Regions from separate parts of the Mus musculus genome. Here all the other regions are linked to region 3. A link is a loop called in an ENCODE intact Hi-C map of the cell type or tissue named here. Cell type or tissue: heart. All regions are shown on one strand. Region 1 has its middle 8.7 kb from the start of Gm31559. Region 2 has its middle 2.9 kb from the start of D730003K21Rik. Region 3 overlaps Tgfbr2 (transforming growth factor, beta receptor II).

What was found. Peaks named below come from ENCODE experiments on the same cell type or tissue, not always from the same donor. Only the 100,000 strongest peaks of a DNase experiment are listed, where the experiment ranks them.
Region 1: it touches region 3 in a loop (8-fold over the local background); 18 of 42 quality-filtered maps call a loop at or near these places.
Region 2: a loop joins it to region 3, with 2.6 times the contacts of the local background. A loop is called at or near these places in 7 of 42 quality-filtered maps.

The regions. Positions count from the first base shown.
Region 1 is chr9:116,382,963-116,385,462 of GRCm38, reverse strand. No RefSeq gene overlaps it. Among named protein-coding and RNA genes, the nearest start is that of Gm31559, 8.7 kb to the left of the region's middle. In heart, a CTCF peak has its summit at 1,033 (motif pointing right); DNase peaks (open chromatin) are centred at 1,042, 1,412 and 1,932; H3K4me3 peaks cover 739 bases; H3K27ac peaks cover 1,130 bases.
Region 2 is chr9:116,323,210-116,325,709 of GRCm38, reverse strand. No RefSeq gene overlaps it. Among named protein-coding and RNA genes, the nearest start is that of D730003K21Rik, 2.9 kb to the left of the region's middle. In heart, no CTCF peak of the experiment used is centred here; DNase peaks (open chromatin) are centred at 1,229 and 1,539; H3K27ac peaks cover 1,079 bases.
Region 3 is chr9:116,086,912-116,089,411 of GRCm38, reverse strand. It overlaps Tgfbr2 (transforming growth factor, beta receptor II), which reads left to right. Exons shown (of 8, transcript NM_009371.3): 8 at 1-1,717. Among named protein-coding and RNA genes, the nearest start is that of Gm31014, 34 kb to the right of the region's middle. In heart, CTCF peaks have their summits at 278 (motif pointing right) and 1,329 (motif pointing left); a DNase peak (open chromatin) is centred at 1,321.

The DNA of each region.
Region 1 (2,500 bases), 300 kb before region 3:
GAGCTCTAGAATGATGGTTGCCACGATTTTGGGGTACATATCAGATAGATGCCTTGTGAGCTCCTAACAAGAAGGAAGTGAAGTGTGTGTGTGTGTGTGTGTGTGTGTGTGTGTGTGTGTCCACAGACTATGAGTGGAGGTCAGAAGGCAACTTTGAGAGTTGGGAGACCAAACTTAGGCCATCAGTCTTGGCAGCAAGCACTTTTGTTCATTGGGCAATCTTACTGGTCTTTTACTTAGACTTTCTTTCTTTCTTTCTTTCTTTCTTTCTTCCTTCCTTCCTTCCTTTTTTTTTTTTAATAGAAATAGAAAACCAACTTAATACTGGAGTTCACAATCCTTGATCTATAATGTAACTCATTTTACAAACCCACAATAGCTCTACATGGAATATTTTCTATATTATACTGTATTATCTAGTATATATAATATACTTCCATGTTGGAAGAGCTAAGTAACACCCACAGCAGTTACCACCATGTGTAGCGAGAGATGGGTGGTCTGTTCAGAGCCTCAGAGCTGATTGTGGGGTGTAATCACGAGCCTTCTGCTTTGGGGTCTAACGACGTGTTTGGAAATGTGGGTGTGGCTGACTTCTCCACAGTCTGAAGGTTTCCACTGTTCCAGATGGCCAGTAAGGAATGCGTGGCCCACCTCTGTGGGATTGAGGAAGCTAGGTGGTATTTCTCGGCAAAGAACACAAAGGAAGTTATTTATGACTTATGCGTTCTTTCAGGTACTAGGGGTGTTTGATTGTATTCATAAGTCGTCTATGAAACAAAATAATGTGTTGGAAAAGCAGAGCTCACTCACGGGGATAGTGATTTTCCCGAGACTAGAGTGTCGAATGACCCCTCCGGGGAGTAGAGGCACTGGCTTAGCCCTGGCAATGCTACAATAGCGTGCCTTCTATATCAAGACTCTGAGGCACCAGGCCGTAGAGCCCCGGCTGGCGCACTGTGAGCACAATTTAGAGCTTGTGATGATTTGAATGAGACACATCTCTTAGGCTCCTGTGTTTGAACACGGCCCCAGCTGGTGGCGCTGTTAGGGAGGGTTGTGGAACCTTGTAGGTGGTGAAGCCTCACTGGAGGAAGTGGGTTACTGTAGGCTGGCCTTGAGGTTTTATGAAAGCATTTCCGGTCTCACTTCATTCTCTGCTCCCTAACAGAGAAGGGACCATTCCTAAGAACCAGCTCCCTCAAGATCCTGCCTTCTTGTATTCGCCATCTGGAAGGACTGTTCCCCACTCCCAGCCGTACCCCTACCCCCACCCCCATCCCCACCCCTTAAGCCATGAAGCAAAATAAACTGGTTCTCCTTTAAGCTGCTTTTCGACCAGAGTGAGAAAAGTAATTCAGCAGAACCTAAAGAAAGGTGTCCTGCCAAGCCTGGCCAGTGTGAACAACAGAGCCAGCAGAGCCAGCAGAGCCAGCATTCCTGTGTTAGACTCTCGCCAGCATCTCAGGCATACCCCATCAAGAACTCTCTGCGAGACAGCCCTGCGGAAAGCCGAAGCCGAGCTGGTGTTTCTGGGGGCTACACTGGCACGGAGACATCAGATACCTCCAGAGCACAAGCAGCCAGGCACAAGTGCTCAAGCCAGTTAGAAACAGCGGCAGCGTCTAGGGAGAGGTGGAGTCCCCGGGTTTGTTGTTTTCCCCTATCAAATTTCTTAGAAAATAGTTGAGGTCAGCGTGTGTTTTGTATCACTTGCATGGAATGCAACAAAGAAGGAGGAGACCACTTTAGTATGAGCTTCGGGTGGAGGGATAAATTTTACTCTCTCTTTATGCTGTGGGCAATGTGTTAACATGCCGCTGGCTGAATTACCCTCGACTTAAAACACCTGAAAGCAATAAATCCAAGTCCTATCAGGTGACTCATGGGAAAGGCATGCCGCTCTCCTCTTCCAGTCCACAGTCCGTGAGTGTGCATGCCAACCACCATCACCTGGAGGCTCATTGAAAACGGTCCGCTGTGTTTCTGATTGAGTGTATTTCTGGGCTGGAACGTGGCCCAGGAATTTGCATAGCAAAGGAACTCCCAAGATGATGCTGACATTGCAGCTCTGGGGTCACCCCCTAAGAATCCTTGTCTTAAGTAAGGGGCTAAGTTGCAGAGCAATGGAGACACCACAAAAACCTGACACACTGACACATGTGTCTATGATCCCAGAGCTCGGAAGATGGAGAAGCCAGAAGGGGTGGAGGAGGTGGCAGCCTGAAGATCATAAGGAATAATCTAATACATATCAAGATCAAGGCCCCCCTTGGACAGCCTCAATAATAAACAAACAAATTCACTACCCCCCAAAAAAGGCTCTCTTAAACCCAAGATTACTCACACAATTCTCTTCTCGGGGACATACCAGGGATCCTACCTGTTAAGGTTCACAATATTAGCCCAACATTTAAAACCATTTTTAAGATCCAACAGATATGCCACATGTCCCACCCAAGAGCTACTGAGACTCACAAGGCTGCTCTGCATCCCTTGT
Region 2 (2,500 bases), 240 kb before region 3:
AAGTATGGGATAGTTAAGGGAGAGGGTCATGGGCAGGTACATGTGATCATAGTACGTTTTACCCATACATAAAATGGTCAGAAATAAAAGTTGGGGGGGGGGGTGAATGGAAAAGGAAACAAACATGTAAAGATAAAGAAAGAATGCTTATCGTATTATTTTTATTTTGTAATAGTTCATATGGGTTATATGTAGTTCAAGAAAGCAATGTTCACACATGCAGCTGTGTTAGCACACGGTCACTATCCTCCTTTGTATATTATCTGTGGAGACCACAGTTAGCATGGCTGAGGTGTCACAGAAGAAACAAACCAGTTTTTCCATATCATATAACATCTACTATAGACCTTTCTAGAAAATGTTCGCCTCCCTGTGGTCTAAGGAAGCTATATCTGAACCAAGAAACAGAATGGAGTATTCCCTAAAAATGCAATAGATCTGTCTTGAAAATGAGCTAAGAGCTACAGCTTGCCCACATGCCTATCACGCTCTCAGGCCCGTGAGTGTGATGACGTTAACATGCTCTCCCCCCCCCCCCCTCCCATGGGCAATGTTCTATGGTCTATATATGGAAACACACAAGAAGACAGAATAGCTGCTATGGCTTTAATCCCAACATAGTACAATAAACATTTGTTTCTGGTTGGAAATAATCTCAGGTTAATATCCCTGGAGGCAGAAATGGGAATTAATATTATTAGTTTATTAAATATCTCATTCAAAGCACATACTTTAAAGTTTTAAAAGCTACATGGGAAAAGAAAATATAAACAGAGGTCATACCCAGACCTCCCCTCCCACCAGCACACACAGACACCTCTGTTCTATGTGAATCCGCTGGTACCCAGTTTGCAAGTGGCTATGACTGAGGGTGAACTGAAAGTCTCATGCTTCCCACTCTGTACCCTGTGAAAGGTCAGACATCCTATTGCTAATAGCTAGGACAAGCAGGCAGGGTTTGTGGCCTACTGTGTTAAGAACTCTGTAGAGGAAGATAGTGGATCGTTAGGCATTTCCTTTTGTTTGGGGAATAGCTGTTTGTTCATTCACTCTTGGGTCACATGTTGGGAGGTCTTGTTTACTAGGGACTAGGTGACATGCCAAGGAACTTACAGGAATAGGGCACCAGGGATCACACAGCATCAAGCAACACTTCAGCCCTGTGCCACTCCCCTACCCCTGCTCTGCATTCTCTCCCAGAATAGCCCTCTCTGGGGACCATAGGTCCCAGTGGAACAACGCTAAGCATTCTGGGTGCCATTTCACAAGGCAAGTCTGACTGTTCACAGCAGCTGGAAAGCAGACACATCCCCCAGGCTCATAAATGCACGTTCTGTGTTCTGCACCCAACAGTTCCCGAAGGCGTCATCTGTAAAGCTCTTACCAGGTAGAGCTGTAGCATTCAGTAGCAGGCCTGCTTTGTGGTGGCCACATACCTTTCTGGTACTTCTCAAAGGATATTTATTTGGGGGGAAGGGAGGTCTTACCATATAACTCTGGCTAGCCTGGGACTCACTTCTCCGACTTACTAGTCCTGCGTGATCTGCTGCAATCCCAGCTTGTGGGACAAGTGGACCGTAGCACCAGACAGAAGCACTGGTAAAGTTGAGCAGGCTCAGACCCTGGGGAATCTCAGGACAGCAGGAGTGGGGCCAGCTCCCTGCCAAGCTTTACTTGTTCTGGAACATGTAACTATGACACCCCACTGAGAGAGCCATGGCAATCAGTCATGCAGGGAGAACCCCTGAAGTCCTTCCCCATACAGATAGAACATCTCTAACATCTCAGACTGAGACAATGGGAAACGCCTACCCCTGGATGTACTCCTAAAGTGTTTAGAAGGTCCTAACCTACATGCAATGAAGTACACGAGTTATTTCACCAAGAATCGTCTGAGAGAGAGACTGTCTTATTGAGCTGCAACACTCTGGGAAAGAGTTTTCTCTTCCGAAGAATTCATTGCTGCACCTCGGATCCACCAAGCATGGGCTCGTGCCCCTGGGGCTTGCGGCTGTGGCTTCTGGCTGCTCAATGCTGACCACCACCGCTTGCCACCACTGCTGATGCTGGCATTGGCGCTGCTATGGTAGTGGGAGAAACCCTGGCTACCTCCCCAGCATGGGATTCTCTTCAGAGAGTGGCAACACGTTGGCTGTTCTGGCCAGATCAGAGCCCTGCAGACCTTTTGTTCAGGCTAGACCAGGGAGCCTCAGAATGTATCTGTTTTGATTTCACAGAGAATGATATCAGGAGAGCCCTATCTTGGACTGCATTCTGCCTACCTTGAGCAGCTGTAACACCCCTAGCTTCGAGGGAGACAGGCAGCCTGGCACTAGCTCACCACATGCCTGCTTCATCCTCAGTGCAGAATTCTATTGTCTAGATTTGTAGTAGAAATTTATGATCCTAATAAGCCCATATAAAAGACACATCATCCAGGTATTTTATTTACAAACCATGTGCCTAGAGTGGGCAGATCCAGGGCTATATTAACTGATTT
Region 3 (2,500 bases):
AGCCTCACTGTGTTTAATTTTTGTCGCTCTGCTGCTGGGTCTTCCAGCTTGCCATGGCAACACCAGTGGGTTCCATTATCCCAGCCTCCCAAATAGCGGACAGGATTTGAATGGCGCACGCTGCCCATACTGTACAGCTGTGTCCGGGGACTCTTTGAACCCTCCTTTTCCTCGATCAACACACTGTCGAAAAAGTTAGTTGAGCTTCTTTAGAACTATTTGGGAGGTTGCAGAGAAGCTTAGATTCCCCAATAAGCAGAGGAGGTGGTTCCTAGCTCCGCCCCCAGGGGGCATCATTTCCAGCAAGAAGGGCATGGCTGCAGCTGCCTCACTGCTCACTCCTAAGCCTCCAGACTTCCCATTACTCACACCCACCCCAGTCTGGAAATGAAAGCTGCTTCCAGTCAGGATCCATTGTAAGAAAAGTGCGTTCGTGAGCATGGAGAGATAGCAAGTAAAAATGGTTGCACCACAAGCAAGACGACCTGAGTTCAACCCCTCCAGAACCCACGACAAAAGTCATGTTCAGTGGGGCACTCTTATCATCTCAGCCCTGGGAAGACGAACACCCCTGGAAGCCCAGGGCTAGGAAGATTGTCTCCAAAGCAGGGTGAGCAGCACCCTGAGGAACATCTGACATTGACTGACTTCTGGTCTCCATCACAGGTGCACCCACGAACACCCACACACACGTGCACACACTAGAAATGTGCATTCATTTCACCCTGTTCTGGGAACAGATTGGATTGCACAAAACTTATCTGATGTTATGATTTGAAATTGACATAAATTGGACATCAGGAGACCACCTGTGTGTGACCTCATTAGGTCAGGGCTCTTTGTATGCATAATAAGTTTCATCTGCCTCTGCAAGGGAACCTCTCTGCTCTAAGAATCTTTCTTTATGGCTACTGGTCTCTGCATGGTCCTAACCTTGGCAGAAATTACAAGTGCATATTTGAACAGGGGTCACACAGGACTCCTGTGTAGAGACAGGGACTCTGTGTCCACTTGGATGAGAGCAGGGAATGAGCTTTAAAAGGAAACTTGTTAATCCCCCAACAAATGTGGATGTTGCAAACCAAAGTCTGTCTTGTTAAGAAATTGTGTTTTTGAAGCGACTTATTTTCAACCAAATAGGAGCATGATTGGAGAACCACCAAGGGGGCCTTTTGTTCTGTTTGGTCAACATGGTCAAATTGGGGGTAGGACAAAAATCTATGTGTTCTGTGGCTTCGAACACCATGGAAACCCCCAAGCCCACTTGCTTCTTTTGGATTGCCAGTGCTAACCCAGTAGCTGTTGTTCACCGCCCTCTAGCGGGGAATTTACAGAATGCTGGTCCACTAGTGGGATTTCTAGGGTTCAAAAGTGACTTCACTTCCGGGTCATCATCAGAAACTGGAATATGGTGTCATGTTACTGTGGCTTGTTTTGTTTATGTCATTTCTTTTCTTTATTCAAGAAAAAGACCAAGGAATAGCATCGCTGTCATTCCTCAAAGTGTTGACTCTTGTTCACTACTCTACATAAAGGGAAAGTTTTATTCTTTTATTGAACACTTCGGCCATATTCATGTATTCAAATAGGAATGTGAATGAATGCACAATATTCTTTTTATATCAAAACCTAAAGCACTTATTTTCAATCTATGCAGTGTTTGTCTTTTATATAAATAAAAATGTCTAGTAGATCAAATAAATCCAAAGTCCGCAGACCACCTTGCCTCTTGTTGCTGTCCCCAGTAGCTAAACCCACTTCACACACCAGACTATTCTTCAGCATGGCCAAAAATGTCCTTTTGTGCTCTTCCACATGGATTGTCCATGAGTAGTACTGTGAGCGCATTTCCCTGAGCAGATGTGCCATGTCTGATCACCTCAGATTGTGTCACCAGGGACAGAACAAAGTAAAGATCCCGTCAAAGTCCCACTTGTCAAGCAAACAAGTTGTCATGCTTACTAACAGAGTCTGATACAGGGCAAGTTCCAGGAGTGTGAATCACCCACAGAGTTTCACCCCCACATGAACGCTGACTTCCCCAGAGCTGCACAGACTAAGCGCCCTTCTGTTAGCCTCCCTGTCCCCACACACGCTAGCTCATCCTGAGACCATAGAATCACTTGCAGCTTGGCCAGAAAGACAGACATCCGGGAGGAAGGTATAGAAAAGTGTGGGTGGGATCTAAGGGAAGGGTCTGATGACCTCTGCTTCTGGGAGAGAATATGGCAACAGCCCCGTCTTGGAGGTCTCTTGTGGGTAGTCACAGTGCTCTGATGGAGACAGCTTGTGGAGTGTGTGAGTGTGAGCGTGTGTGTGTGTGTGTGTGTGTGTGTGTGTGTGTGTGTGTGTGTGTCAGGGGTGGGGTATTTTACAACAGACTCATGTCTCTTTAAAAACAATCCAGGAGAGATAAGGCAGTTGTATAAGCATGAGGAAATGAGCTTGGCCTTCAGATTTGAGGCAGAAAAAGCCACAGGTGATATAATATGCTTATAAC